3 separate regions of the Homo sapiens genome follow, and regions 1 and 3 are each linked to region 2. A link is a loop called in an ENCODE intact Hi-C map of the cell type or tissue named here. Cell type or tissue: heart left ventricle. All regions are shown on one strand.

Evidence for each region. Hi-C counts contacts between places; a loop is a spot of excess contacts. Peaks named below come from ENCODE experiments on the same cell type or tissue, not always from the same donor. Only the 100,000 strongest peaks of a DNase experiment are listed, where the experiment ranks them.
Region 1: a loop joins it to region 2, with 16 times the contacts of the local background. A loop is called at or near these places in 93 of 110 quality-filtered maps.
Region 3: a loop joins it to region 2, with 9 times the contacts of the local background. A loop is called at or near these places in 59 of 110 quality-filtered maps.

Annotation. Positions count from the first base shown.
Region 1 is chr20:19,993,053-19,998,052 of GRCh38, forward strand. It overlaps RIN2 (Ras and Rab interactor 2), which reads left to right. Exons shown (of 13, transcript NM_018993.4): 12 at 3,627-3,790. Among named protein-coding and RNA genes, the nearest start is that of NAA20, 22 kb to the right of the region's middle. RefSeq lists an enhancer at 1-824. In heart left ventricle, a CTCF peak has its summit at 2,417 (motif pointing left); DNase peaks (open chromatin) are centred at 1,189 and 3,788; H3K4me3 peaks cover 1,008 bases; H3K27ac peaks cover 3,366 bases.
Region 2 is chr20:19,689,983-19,694,982 of GRCh38, forward strand. It overlaps SLC24A3 (solute carrier family 24 member 3), which reads left to right. Exons shown (of 17, transcript NM_020689.4): 13 at 3,277-3,443. Among named protein-coding and RNA genes, the nearest start is that of RIN2, 66 kb to the right of the region's middle. In heart left ventricle, a CTCF peak has its summit at 3,011; a DNase peak (open chromatin) is centred at 2,819; H3K27ac peaks cover 702 bases.
Region 3 is chr20:19,782,894-19,787,893 of GRCh38, forward strand. The region is part of intron 1 of RIN2 (Ras and Rab interactor 2); the gene reads left to right. Among named protein-coding and RNA genes, the nearest start is that of RIN2, 27 kb to the left of the region's middle. In heart left ventricle, a CTCF peak has its summit at 2,158; DNase peaks (open chromatin) are centred at 611, 1,158, 1,851 and 3,588; H3K27ac peaks cover 4,550 bases.

The sequences.
Region 1 (5,000 bases), 300 kb after region 2:
CCTTCTCCTTACACATAGCTTAGGTATTTTACATGGAAATGATTAGGATGTTTGGCACAGTAGTGCACAGCCTTGAAACGCAGAAATAACTGGGACTCTATGTGAGCTTATCTTTTCAAAGGAGAACAAATCAGGGCCTGTGCACTGTGAATCCTCTTAATCCATTTTTATATATCCAGATAAAAGCCCAGACAAGCCCTGGGGGGGATTGTCACGGTTTCGTTTTTTTTTTTCCCGTGAGTTTCAGTCTGGGCTTGAGTAGAAAGGTCCATCTCTGACAGGATTCCCTAAGGAATGAGTCATCCCAGCATTTTCCCTGGAGGGAATGAAATGCATTTTTACCACCCCCAGAATGTGCCCCCTTAGTCTCCTCAGTCCTGTAATGTGAATTCACCAGGCCTTAACTTTTCCTGTCGGAGGGACCGCCCTCCTTGGAGCCCGATTATGCCCTTCCCACGTGACCATGGGTAGTGCTGACTCAGGATGGGGGATGAATATCTCTCCTCCCGTACCCGATCCCAGGCAGGTATGAATGGGCCTCTTTCATGCTTTCACCCTTTAGCCTCTTCTGTCCCCTTATTAATATTACTAACCATGGAACCAGACACTCCCCGATGAGCCTCCAAGGCCCTCCCTGGAGCTTTTCTTGCCTGCTCTGCCCTGGGATTAGACAGGACAAGGCCAAACATGTGGTTTTGCCCAGGGACCAAGAGAAGCATGTTAGTCTACATAGCATGCTTTCCTTCCTTCCACTGTAATGTTTGTTATTAATACAGTTTGGGGTTTGGTTATTCTTTTTCGAGCTTCGATCATGTTTAATTCTAGTAATATAAGTATGTAGAGCTCTTAGGGCTTTGGGGAAAAAGACACGCCGGTTTCACTTAGAAAGTCGATTCTGTTGCTGACAATGTGCACTCAGGACAAACATTGCTTGTATCTTGTGGCTCAAGGATAGAAACAGCTACTTCCTGCCCCTTTCCCAGATTGGCCCAGGGCAAGGCCCTGTGTTGATGACTAATGGACAGGTGGCTGTCTTCTCCTCCACGAATCCCACAAGAAAGACAAGGGCACAGCTAGTGAGGATACAAAAGCTGCTGGTGAGCTCGCACTTAAATAGAGCCTGCTTCCACTTAACCGTGTCTGGGGCTTCTTGGCTGCCTTCCTTGGGAAGTAGGCGGCCCAGTTGGGTTGGCTGTGATCACAGACCAGGCCTGCACAGCATCGAACTGAAGCTATGCAGCCTGGGAGGAAGAGGCTACTGAGCAGTGGCAAAAATACAGATTGGACTTTTCCGTGCCTGCCCAAAGTCCTCTTTGGTTTGCGGGGTAGCAGCCACGTCTGTTTTCCGCTGTTTAAGCAGGTATTCTCATTTACCAAAAAGGCGTCATAGAATCCCTTAGAAGTGCACAGCTCTTGTGGTAGGGTTATAGTCTTGCTGAAATTTAAAACCTTCTCTAATTGCATCCACATGTTTCAAAGTGTGGTCAATTTTGTGCTTCCAGCATTTGAGTTTTCTCCTTAGCGTCCTGAACAGATGAGAGCTAGGGAGTCTAAAATTTGAAGTCCAAAGGAGCCCCCCTCCACCCCCACAAAGATTGTAACAGTTCTCCGAGTCCTTGCTCAAATCCTGACCCTCCATACGGCCTTTCCTGAATACTTATGTTCATATTGATTTCTCCTGAAATTCTCCATGTAGCATCTGTATTCTGGATTACTGAGTTTCACACACAGTCACATGCTGATTTGTTTGTGGGGCGAATATTTGGTAAAGATCAACAATTCAAAACTCTTAACTAGGGTGATTATACTGTAGGTGGCAAGGTCTGGAAAACCCTTCAGATCACTCTATACACAAAAAGCTTGACATGTGATCAATGGAAAGTGCATGGCTCAGGGTGACCCAGATTATGCCGCGGGAAAAAATAACCTCAAGTCTTCATCTGCAACCTGAAAACAAGAAGGGTATTTTTCTTTCTCGTGTTCATGTCCAGCACGAGTTTGCAGGGCGTGTGGCTCCTGATCCACATGGAGGGGACAGTTGCCATCTTGCATATTGCCACTTATTGACCAGAGAGAGGCTTCTGCAGGGTCTCACATGAATAAAGCTAAATACTTTGGCCCTAAAGGTGACACTTCTGCACAAAACTCATTTCGCCAAACTAACTTCTGGTCCCTGCAGGAATAAATTGCCAGTGTCTGTTTTTTTTTTAAAAAAAAAAAAAAAAACAAAACACATTCATAAACTTCTGGAGAGTGGGGACTCAGATTCTATTTCTTACAAACCTACTTTCTTCTCTGTAGCTGTGGCTCACAGTAGAGATTCAATGAGTATTTTGACAAAGAATGTCTCTAAATCTAAAATATGCTGTGCCCAATTAGGGAATTTTTAATAAACATTCAGGGCGACCCCTAGTGGCTCTTCAGCGCAGAGACCATAAGTTCCTCCCCAGGCACCTAATTATATGTTAGGACAAAAACTATGAAGGAATACATACACATCTTACAGTGTCGTCAGCCCTTTTTACACTCCTCAAGAACATAAGAGATCATTCCTAAATACACCATCACAGGAACATCACTTTCCTGTAAATTATTTTATCCTAAATGCCAGATGTTATGTTAGTCCCAAAGGAAGGGGGGGGTAAGAAAGGGAATCAAGGGAGAGAAATTATTTTTGAAGTGTCCACATTTTTGCGAACAGTTCTTTCAAAGTGTATAGTTTACTTAAGATTTAGAAAATACTCATTGCGTTTTTTCCTTTTTACTTTTTTTTAAACCAAATTCTTGTTTATCAGAGATAGAAAATATCAATTTCTAAAAGAAAAAGCCAAGAGCAAGTGTTGCCACGAGTCTGGACTGATGGAGGGGATACTGGCCTTGGATCACCTCACACGCCTGACTTTCCCCCCACCTCCCCGTCAGGCCTTAATACCCCAACTACTCCTGGCAAACATTTTTCATAATTGCACTTTAATAATTTCGGCTGGGCATGGTGGTCATGCCTGTAATCCCAGCACTTTGAGAGGCCGAGACAGGTGGATCAGTTGAGGCCAAGGTTCAAGACCAGCCTGGCCAATATGGTGAAACCCCATCTCTACTAAAAATACAAAAATTAGCCAGGCGTGGTGGTGCATGCCTTTAATCCGAGCCACTCGGGAGGCTGAGGTGGGAGCGTCGCTTGAACCTGGGAGGCGGAGGTTGCAGTGAGCTGAGATTGTGCCACTGCACTCCAGCCTGGGTGACAAAGCAAGACGCCGTCTCAAAAACAAACAAACAAAAAAACAAACAAACAAAAAAAACACTTTAGTGGCTTGGTCAGTCTCACGCACTAGAATGGAAATCCCATCATTGAAAAACAGGAACCTTGTCAGCCTGGCTTGTCTGTGCCCCCTTGGCCCCTCCCAGGCCTGGGTCGCTCCAGAAATCTCTGTGGGATGGCTGTGTGAAGGGATGGATGGAGGAGTGAGTGCCATGCTCTTGGGTGTGTGCTTCTGTGATCCCACAAGGAAATGCATGTTGAAGAAATACTAAAAATACAAAACATGCCTTCTAACGCTGGCATCCCCTGTTATCACCCGTGAGCGGAGGTTGGCACTGGGAGGACCCACTCTTTCTGCTCTTTTCAGGAGGCTATTACTTGACAAGCGCATATGGAGCACTTTCTCTGATAAAGAATTTCCAAGAAGAACAAGCAGCGCGACTGCTCAGCTCAGAAACCAGAGACACCCTGAGGCAGTGGCACAAACGGAGAACCACCAACCGGACCATCCCCTCTGTGGACGACTTCCAGGTGTGCAGCTGGCCACCCCTTTGCTTCCTTCGTCCTCCAGGAATGCGGAGCTGGCTCACCCAGCACATCCCAGCTCAGAGGTCCCCACTGTGTTGAATTATTTGGCAGGAAAGGGATATCTCAAACCACCCTCTGGCCTTGTTACACTGATCTGTTTTCTTTACATTTATATACGCATGGGATACTTGGCCCAAGTTTTGCTGTCTTTAAGAAAACCAAGTTGAATTAAGGCAGAATCTCTGCCCAATCAAGCAGACGATAAGTCAAAAAGGAGGAGGAAGCACTTGGCACAGACGTTGGAGATTTTGTTTCATCAGGAAACAGCCGCTGTGTTACGCGATGCAATTGGCCTAGTTTCTCTTTGGGAAGAGGGAGAGGAACAGCGATGTCTCCTTCCCTTTTCTCTCGCCCACTCTCCAAAACAGAAGACCCCAGAATCTCAGCAGCAGCAGCAACAGCTATGGCAGCCGTCCACGGCGCAGAGTGACCAGGCGAGCATCTGAGCGAGTCCTGCTCAGGTTCCCTGGCCAGGGCTTTTCCTGACCGTGAGCTGCTGCTTGGGAATGTGGGACTCCCAGTGAGCTTGTTTCTTAGAATGGACAGGTGGGTTAGGGCTATAGAAATCTTTACCCAAGGCCAGGCATCAGGGCTCACGCCTGTAATCCCAGCACTTTGGGAGGCCAAGGTGGGCAGATCACCTGAGGTCAGGAATTCGAGACCAGCCTGGCCAACACGGTGAAACCCTGTCTCTACTAAAAATACAAAAATTAGCTGGGTGTAGTGGCAGGCACCTGTAATCCCAGCTACTTGGGAGGCTGAGGCAGGAGAATCGCTTGAACCCAGGAGATGGAGGTTGCAGTGAGCCGAGATCACGCCACTGCACTCCAGCCTGGACAACAGAGTGAGACTTAGTCTCAAAAAAGAAACAAAGAAATCCTTACCCAACACAATTCCTGATTTGCTCATTGTCTATGAAATAATGAGTGAGTTGGCAAATGTCTGCAAATAATATTTTGAAGGTTTTAAATTAAATGATAAAACCTTCCTGTGGTTTGTTTCTATGTTCCCCATGATGAGTTTCCAAGCAGGGATGTGGAAAGCAAGACAGATTTGTCTACACATCCAGATTCACCTGCTTTTTTTTTTTTCTTAAGACAGAGTCTCGCTCTGTCACCCAGGCTGGAGTGCAGTGGTGGCACGATCTCTGCTC
Region 2 (5,000 bases):
ATTGCACCACTGCACTCCAGCCTGGACAAAAGAGTGAGACTCTGTCTCAAAAAAAAAAAAAAAAAAAAAGGAAAATTAAGACCAGCTAAAATGTGGGTGATCTTTATTTGACTGCCTTTGTTCCTCAAAATCATTTTTAAAAAACACCTTTATATTTGTTATATTTGCTGCATTACATTTAAATATATGATTCAGATAATGCTCATTGAATTTCTGCTTTTAAGGTTCTGTTGTTACAAAGGGGCAATAACTTAAAGAAAGCATATATGTCATTGAAAATGATGTTTTCCAGATATAATGCCCTCCCAGTGTCCAGTCAGAAATTTTTAAAGCAGTTGATAAAAACTCAAAATTCACTGGCACTAACTTACACTTCTTACAACTTTGTCTAATCAATATCATTTTCCAAGCTCTTGCACTCGTAAATTCTGACTTCATTTTTTTCTTCCCTCTTTTTTTTTATTTTCTGAAGAATGTGAAAGAGCCAAGTTGGGATCATTTCTCTTCCTCTTCCTGTGTTTCTTCGTAATCTTTGATTGGGTGTGTATTTTAAACTAAACCGAGTTACTCTGTCCGTTTGAGGGCATCAGCCATATGGAAGGCCGTTGAGGGGATTCTAGGAGGTTCCACATGGGTAAATGCCTTATCAGCACATTGCGGGATTTAGGAATGTGCCAAATTCCAGGATGCATTTGGGATCCAAAGAGCTGGCCATATCCTGGATTCTGCAGCATCTGGAAGCCCCTCTCCAAACAACTCTCAGCCAGGCTTCTTGATTTACAAAGCAAGCACAGTCTCTATGTTCTCATCATTCACTTGACCATCTCCAAAGCTTAAATCTAACAAGACTCATAGCAGCTAATAGGAAAACACTTCTCTTTTCTTACTATTTTTTTTGTTTGTTTGCTTTACTCTGTACTTGTAAATTGGATAGCCTTAGATTCTCAAAACCAAGTAATTTTCTTTGGTCTGTCTGATTAGATTGTTCATAATAACATTATTACTACTACTGTTACTGATATTTACTGAAAATGCAATATAAGCCCTGCACTATCCCTGCCTTTCAATCAGGTGCTAAACAAGTGAGAAGACCCCTGTTCTCATAGACTTTATTCTAATTTGAGGGAGACTGAAAATAAATTAAGAAACAACCCTGATGGTTTAAGACAGGAAATATTCGCATGAAACAAATAAAAATATTTGCTATGAAACAAATAGAAAAGCTGGAGTGAGATGATGAGAGTTATATTTAGATTTATCTGAGGGCTCAGTGACATTCGAGCAGTGAAGTGGCCTGCGTGACAGGGCAGATTCTGCCATGAGAAGATCCAGGCAGAAGACCTGCGAGGGCAAAGTCCTTGAGGCAGGAAAAGGCTTGGAGTGTCTGAGGACAGAAAGTTAGCCAAGACCAGGGAGTATGTGAGCAGGGAGAGTGGCAGGTGCGGCAAAATCAGGCAGTGCCTTACAGACCATGGTGGGGAGACCTGATTTTACTCTAAGGGCAGTGGAGGCCAGTGGAAGGTTCTAGAACAATTTGGTTTTTGAGACTCTTTCCTCTGGCTACTGGTAGCAAACAGATGGAGGTAGGATAGGCATTGGAGCAGTAGTCCCCGTAGGAAGCCAGGTTGTCAGCCAGGCCTTGGTGAACCTGGCCCCAGCGGAGGCTGTGGGGATGATGAGATGGTGGGAATGTCCTGTCAGGTTGCCAGGGTTGGCTGTGGGGGATAAAAGAAAGGGAAAGATCAAGAATGACTCCCAGGATTTTGACAGGAACGACTTGTGAGCTCATGTTGTCCCAGCCCTCATCCTAATATCATCTCATTTAATTCTCCCAGCAACTCTGTGAGCTCGGTGCTGCTGTATACACATTTTCACAGATGAAGAAACTGAGGTGTAGAGAGTTTAATTAACTGAGTCTTTCAACTCATAAGCCACAGAGCAGGGACCGGAGCCCAGCACCATCTAATGAGAAACCCCTCTGCCTCCCATAGACACTGTGCCTCGGCCCTTTAAGAGAGGCCAGAGGGTGCCAGAAATAATGTTAGATACTTTTTCTATCTATGCAGTTTTAAGAAACTATTTGGAGATTGGTAGGATATATGAAACAAATACTGGATACTGGTCTAAAATTATAAAATACATTTTATTAAACATTTAATTACTGTTCAAATGTTATAATATAAAAATTCCTCCTTAACTCTGGTGGGAATATAAAATGGTTCAATCATTTTGGAAAACTGGCAGTTTCTTATAAAGTTAAATAAATACCCACCTTATGACTCAGCAATTTTCCTGGGTCTTCGTCCAAGAGAGATGAAACATGACCACAAAAAGACTTGTACAACAATGTTCATAGTCACCTGGCTTGTAATACCCTCAAACTGGCAACAAACAAATGCTCACCCACCGCCATATGGATAACAAATCGTAGCACATTCATAGGAGGGAATACTACACAGCAATTAAAAGGAATGGATCACGCAACATGAATGAATCTCAATCACATTATGTTGAAAAGAAGAAGGAAGGCACGAAAACATCCTATATGGTTTTATTTGAAGTTGGAGAACAGTAAAAACAATATCTATGGTGGTAGAGGGTGAGGGTTTGACTAGAAAGAGGCACAGCAAACTTTCTGGAAGGTAGAGGCACTGTGTATCTGGATTGCATTGAGGAATACATGGAAATATGTATGCATATTTATTTCTAGAGGTGAATTAGCAGTTAATCAGGTTAGTAATACAGGTCTAGGGAGAGCCTTCAAATCCTCTTTGAAGATTCCGGCGCGCTGACCGACGATGCTGAGAAATTCCACCAGGTGGCGCTGCGTCCGCTGACGCTTTATTATCGGGCGAAAACGTGGAAAACAGAAGCCCACTGGAGGTCTTCCTAGCTCCCCACCCCCATTTCGACCCCCTGCACCTACACACATTCCACCTCTTTTTTGACCTGAGTATCCTCCTCTCTTTTCCCACCTGGCCATCTGCCAAACCATCCCCCTAGCCTGGTATTACTAAGAAGTGATTCACCCTCTCATTTCGGAGACCTAATCAGCAGGTGGGCAGTGGGTAATTTTTTTTTTAATTCTGTTTGGTGTTGCATGTCAGGTTTCGTTGGTGATGGAAAGTCATTTGAATGTTTTAGAAAAAGAGCAATATAATAAGGTTTAATTCTGGGGAAAGCAGTACAGACACTTGGCAGAGCAAAGAAATAAAGCTAACTGGGGTTCTTTGTTATTTTTTTTTTATTTCTTTTTGGCCTTTTTCATTTTTCCAGCGGGTAAACTGGAAACAGTGAAATGGGCGTTCACCTGGCCGCTGAGTTTCGTCTTATACTTCACTGTACCCAACTGCAACAAGCCGCGCTGGGAGAAATGGTTCATGGTGACGTTTGCTTCCTCCACGCTGTGGATCGCAGCCTTCTCCTACATGATGGTGTGGATGGTGAGTGCAATCGGGACCCCATGGCACTGTTAAATCTCTTTAGAGAATAAAGAAGGGAATAAGAGTCAGGGTTTCAGCCGATAACTGTACTAGTCAGCTATTGCTACAATAAGCTGCACAACGAACCACTCCTAAACTTAGTAGTTTAGAATTGCAGGCATCGATTCTCCTGCTCACACGTCTTCATGTTGACTGTGGATTCATTAATCTTAGCTGGGACCTGCTATGCAGCTCTGCTTCAGGCTTCAGGGTGGTCATGTTTGATTCAGGCAGCAGGTGGGGTCCATGTCTACTCCACGTGTCTGCTCATTTTCTTTGTACCAGAGGCTAGCTACCTGGGGTATGCTCTTCTCACAGTGCATCATTAGAATGCAAGAGAGTACGTGGAAACACGAAATGCCTCCAGGATCTTCGCCTGGCCCTGACTTACCATCACGTCCACACACATTTTACTGGCCAAGCCCCACATCAATGGCATGGGGGAAGTGTACTCCACCTGCTCCAGTGGGAAGAACAGCCATGTCACAGGGCAAAGGACATGGAGGAAAGGCACAAAGAATTGGGAAATGATGATCAATCCCTATCGGCATCTTAGTTTCTTCAGCCAGACAATGAGGCATTGTATGAGGTGATCACTCAAGGGTCCCTTCTGAGGCTAAAATAATGACTCAGTGATTCACATTGGTTGATTGACATTGACTGATATTAGTTGATTGACATCGATTCAGTGGCTTTGACCTTAACAAAGCCATTTTAGGAAACCCAGCCTTCCAGAATGCATTACCCATTTATGGCTATACTTTTTAACTGGGGAGAAATTCCAAATCATTAGGATTGGACAGAAATTAAAAAGCATGGCAAAATGATGCAAATCCAAATTAATCTTGCCTTGAGTGTTGGATAGAAATGTAATATAAATTCTGGAGAATTAAACTCAAGAGCTAAAAAGAAGGTTATGAAAAAGATATTTTGGTAAGAACAAAAATACCCAGAAAAATTTTGCTACATGGGTTGCAAATTTGTAAACCTGACACAACTAATTCATAATCATCTCTTTCCTCAATATCACAAACATTTTTTTAAAACCCAAGTTTTATAGCCAGGGGTTTCTCCCTCATCCTGCATTCACTAATGTTTTCATCTGACATATGCACCAAGAGCCACCTCCTATCTGGATTTGGGGGACAGTGTTGGCTGTCCCTGACCTTAAGGTGCTACATGATTTTCTGTGCAGCCCCCTAACCAGCGGGCTAACTGACCTGACTCATCTGAGGTTCAACTTCCTTCTGTTTGCTTCCTTTTCCTCCAGTGGAGGTTCTAATAAGTCCCAATCAATGCCCAGGAGTAGGGAGAAAACTAGGAGAAGCCGGAGACCTGGTCCCAGCCACCTGAGCAGTCTGCTCCCCTGAACTCCAGACCCAGCCACAAACATGATCATGAAAATGATGAACCAGAGGCCAAGACTGGCTGAGCCAAACCAGGTTCCTACAGGGACTGAGCTGAGGGTTAAAAAGGAAAAACAAGGTTTGGCCAGGACGCTGGTAGCTCCATTTGATC
Region 3 (5,000 bases), 93 kb after region 2:
CTACCTGTATGCTGGCTGTCCAGCTCAGGCCTGCAACAGGAGGAGCCTAGAATGCCTAGCAGCTTTGGACAGTGAGTGTCTGAAGACAAGCTTAAACCATTTCCATCTCTCTTAATATGTGACCCCACCCAGGAATTCAAAGCAGCGGCCGCCTATGGTCAGTGGTGGGTTCTCTTGAGTGCCCCACGTTGGTGGTGGGTGGGAGTCTATAAATCCCAGCTCTCGCTCATCCTGGTGGTAGTGTGTTGCTGTATCAGATCATAACACAACAAATATTTGTTATATTAGAGTTGTAACTGGAAAAACTTTCTGTGTTTAACAGGGTTTATATTCATACGGTTTTCTCAAACTAAATTCCTGCTCATTTATTAATCCCACAAACATCAGCAGAGAAGTTACTGTGTGCACAGGCCTTTGTCATGGACTGTAGATGGCCTTCCCCATCACTGCCCCTTTGAGTCTCAGCCATGCCACACCAGGGTTCTCTGCAAACTCTCATCAGGGCCTTCTCCTGAGCTTCCCTAGACCCCCAGGTTTTTGGGCGTCCCCTCTCATTCCTGCCCTGTTTGGATGGGGACCCAGCTGGGGCTGTCTCTGACCTGGGTGATTCCTGTCCAGGCAAAGGCTCTGGGTGGCTGGAGGTGAGGCCCTGAGCTGGGGAGCTGTCTGGATCTGAATTCCTCCCGAAGCCGGCTCTGAACAAGGATTTGATTAGAATGCAAGTAGTTGATGGGGAAGGCGGTCCCAGGAAACCCCTAGGAAAGTGGGGAGGTGAGGCAAGGGAGGGAGGCAACAATATGGAGTGTATTATCAATAATTTACCCCATGGACAGCTAGAGCTTACCCCTGCCGGGAAGCTGACTATCCCACGAGGGGTGGAGGTGTGGGAGGTGCAGGGCAGGTGTTCACACTCGCTCTCATCAGTTGTAGATTGAGGGCTACTGGGGTCTGGGAACTGATTCCCAGCATTTCAGGCCTCTCCCTGGGAAAAGCTCATTCCAAGAGCCAGAGGAACCCTCAGGCAAGGAGACGGGGATGCTGGCTGTGTGGAGTCCAGCAGGCTGTCGTGGAAGAGGGGACACGAGCAGCACCTGCAGTGTCTACTCCAGGGCCGAGGCCAGGTTAGCACAGTGAGACACTGACGGACACAGTGTGTCAGAGCAGGGCTGGCACGTGGCACCGGATGGCGCTGCTTGAAATTGGCCAATTGCCTGCTACCCCAAGGCAACTGGAAAATCACATGCGGCTTTGCCAGCAACTCCTGCAACCTGTAGTTTTATTCAGGACAGCAGATGCTATCAAGGGTGCTGTGCCCTTTGCTGATGCAGTTGATGTAGGAAGTTTGCTTGTTTTGGTGATGGCTGATGATATCTAAGAATTGTAGCTTCAAGTATGCTATAGTGGTCAGAAAGGAATTTAAACAATTATGTGTGTGTGTGTGTATGTGTGTGTGTATGCATTTAGTTATTACAAAGGGTTCCTTGTTTAAAAAGCTATATATACTGTTGCACTAAGAAATGCTTGTATTGTGAAGAGCAAATAGATTTGGGTAAATGGATGTTTTAGCACAGTAAATGGCATTATTATTTAAACACATAGGGAACTCTGAATTTCAGTAGAATAATGGTGGTTGCCTGCATCCAAATCTCTTACCATAACTTAAAAAAATTTACCCAAATCAACAAATAGAGCAAATAAAACCATTGTTTACACAAGCCCTCAGGATTACTAAGAGACAAAATTCTACAGACTTCAAATTTCCTGTAAGTAGTGAGAGAAGTATCCAGGTCCAGCCAGGCAGGCTCCGGAGCCCGCCCCTGTCTAGAGCATTGGGCGGGGACCACAGAGGACAAGTGGAGAAGGGCAGGAGTGTGCATAGCCCGGGGTGATGCAGCCCAGATCACATTACCCCTGGAAGGACAGGCCCCATCCTGAGTGGGAATACCAGACAGTGTGAGACTGGAGGCTACAGCCGTAGGAAAGGCGAGGTTACTGGGAGAGAGGAGGGAAACTAGGAAGGGCACTGCCCCTTGGAGACTTGGTGATATCCAGAAAGAAGGCAAAAAGAATAAAATAAAGGGTCCTTCAGAGATCAAAGAAAACCGCAAAATCAGACATGCTTCCCCTCTTCCAGAGTAAGCACAATAAAGAAATTACACTTCACTCTATCAACGGTAGAGGGCGCATCTGAATCAAGAAACCTGGCTAACCACCCACACGCTGTCCCCTGCCTACATCAACTCTCACTCACGATCCAGTAAAGAAAATAGATGACAAAAGGAGCAGAAAGTGGCAGACAACGTGCAAGCAAAGCTGCAATCAGAAGAAACGAGTTTGTGAATCTAAGCATTTCAGCTAGTCAATGTTCTCACCCCTCTACATACACACACACACACACACACACACACCAGAGCAAAAGAAAACTAATGACATTCCACCACTAATTAAATGTCCTAACATAAGAACTTTCATATGCTAAAAAACCCAACCTTTAATAAAAAAATCAGAACTAAAATGGGCAAAACCCAGGATGAAGTGAAATGAGAGTTGACTGAACTCCGGAGAGGAAATGGGGAAATTCAGTTTGCAGATGCTTTTGTGCTGCCAGGCAGGACATCCTTTCAGTGGACAGTAGATGGACAAGAACTGTTGCCTTTTCCCATCCACAGGCCTATGTTTTCTAAACCCCAGCCCAAGGCAAGCATTTCTTATCCATAAGCGTACTGGCTATTTCAGTGGGGAACATTGTGCAAGGCCAATGTTGGCTATCATTTTTACTTGCCAAGTTCTCTATTATATGAGACTAGGAAATACCCAAATACTTTCCCAGGGAAGATCAAGTTGAGTGGATTAAACTTTCCAAGGAGAGCTTCATTCTCCTTGGTAATATGTCAAACTTTCAGAGATAAACTTTTCAGAGATGTTTTCAAATTGTAATGAATGACTACCATAAATGATGCCGTATTTTATACTTTAAAAAGTAATTTTCATACATTATATTCATCATTAAAGTTGTATATATGTCAAAGTAACACATGTGATAGTTTCTTCCCTGCCTCTGTGTGACCACAAGCAGCTTAGAAATGCTTCGCCTTGGTTTATACATGTGAAAAATGAGAATGGGAATGGCTTCCCCCTCTGTGAGATTTCCAGTGCATTGCTAACTTCAGTCTGTGGGACAGATTGTATTTTTCTAAACATAGCCACAATGTCATCACCCATCCCACACCTTCTCCTAGGCACCTCCTTATCAAGAGGTAAAGTTGAATGCCTGTCTCTTGAGTCTGAGTGGGTTTGTGTCTCACTTGTACCCAATAGAATGCAGCAGAAATAATACTGCATTACTTCTGAGGATAATTTGGAAAGAAAAAGATAGTGCAATTTCCACCTTGCTGTCTGGTACATTCTTGCTGGAGTGCTGAGCTGCCATGCAAGCAGTTAGACTGTTCTGAGGCTACCATGCTATGAGGAAACCCAAACTAGCCCCGGGCAAACAGATCACATGACAAAGCCCTGAAGCTACATGAAGAAAGAGAGAGATACCGTAGCAGTCTCCAGCTGTTCCAGCCATACCTTCCCGTTCCCCACCCCCACACACTCTGCCTTTTGTTCCAGTTCCAGTTACCATCTGGCTGCAACCACATTTGAGACTCTGAGCCAGAACAACCCAGCCAAGCCCTTCCTGAATTCCAGACACTCAGAAACCATGGCAATAATAAAATGATTATTGTTTTAAGCCACTGAGTCTTGCGGTGACTAGTTATATAGCAATAGATAATGAGGATGCATGAAGCGTGAAGATGCATGAAGCCATCATTTCTAGGGAAAGTGTAGTGACTATGCCTAATACCTTTTGCGGTAGTGCTGTTTTGGATAATTTTTATAGCGGAAGTTGATAGGACAGAACATGTCTCTTTGGGGAAGAATTATATTCCTCTCTAGATTTAGCTTACATGCTAACCTTTCCAGTGGAAAAGAATTGAGTTATTTTCCAGTGATTTTCTGTTTTTGTACTTGCAAAGCTTTATGTATCTATTGCTTTTGGTGAAAGTAAATGATAGGATAGGTTACTGGAGAGCTATTTATTTTGTTTCTGGATGGGATAAAGCTAAAAGGACATAGGGACTAAAAATGTGGCTGCTGGTCTCAAGGATTTCTAATGAAACCCAACATTGGGTAGCTCTCAAGTTAATTCTATGGTGAGCAAACATATTTAACATTCTAGGCCATAATAAAGACAAATGACTGTCTGGGCACAGTGGCTCATACCTGTAATCCCAGCACTTTGGGAGGCCGAGGCAGGCAGATCACAAGGTCAGGAGTTCGAGACCAGCCTGGCCAACATGGTGACACTCCATCTCTACTAAAAAAATACAAAAATTAGCTGGGCATGGTGGCGTGCAGCTGTAATCCTAGCTACTTGGGAAGCTGAGGCAGGAGAATTGCTTGAACCCAGGAGGCAGAGGTTGCAGTGAGCTGAGATCGCACCAGTGCACTCCTGCCTGGGCGACAGAGCAAGACTCCATCTTAAAAAAAAAAAAAAAAAAAAAAAAGAGAGAGAGAGAGAGAAATGACCTCAAATGCGGGGCTAGAGGGAGAAGATTTTATTCCTGATGGCAAAAGTGTAGTGATTAATGTCATGGAGTCAGATGGTTTGAATCCTGGCTCCCTCACTTACTGGCTGTGTGACCACAGGCAAGTAAATTTATCTCTCATGCCTTTGTTGCCTCATCTGTTGTTATGAAGGTTATGGCAAGGATTGGATGAAATAATAGACATAAATGGCTTAATACAATGTCAAGCATATACTGAGTGCTCAATAAGTGGTAGCTAGTGCTATCATTATGTTATGCTTTCTGGATTTTGTATTTTAAGCTCCAGGTCCAGAGACATAGATCTAGTAAGGGGAGGATAGACAGTTCAGGTATTAAACTGCTTGACTCAAGCATGTGCTTACTGGCAACCATGTTACTACCCTATGCATTACACAAGACAATCTC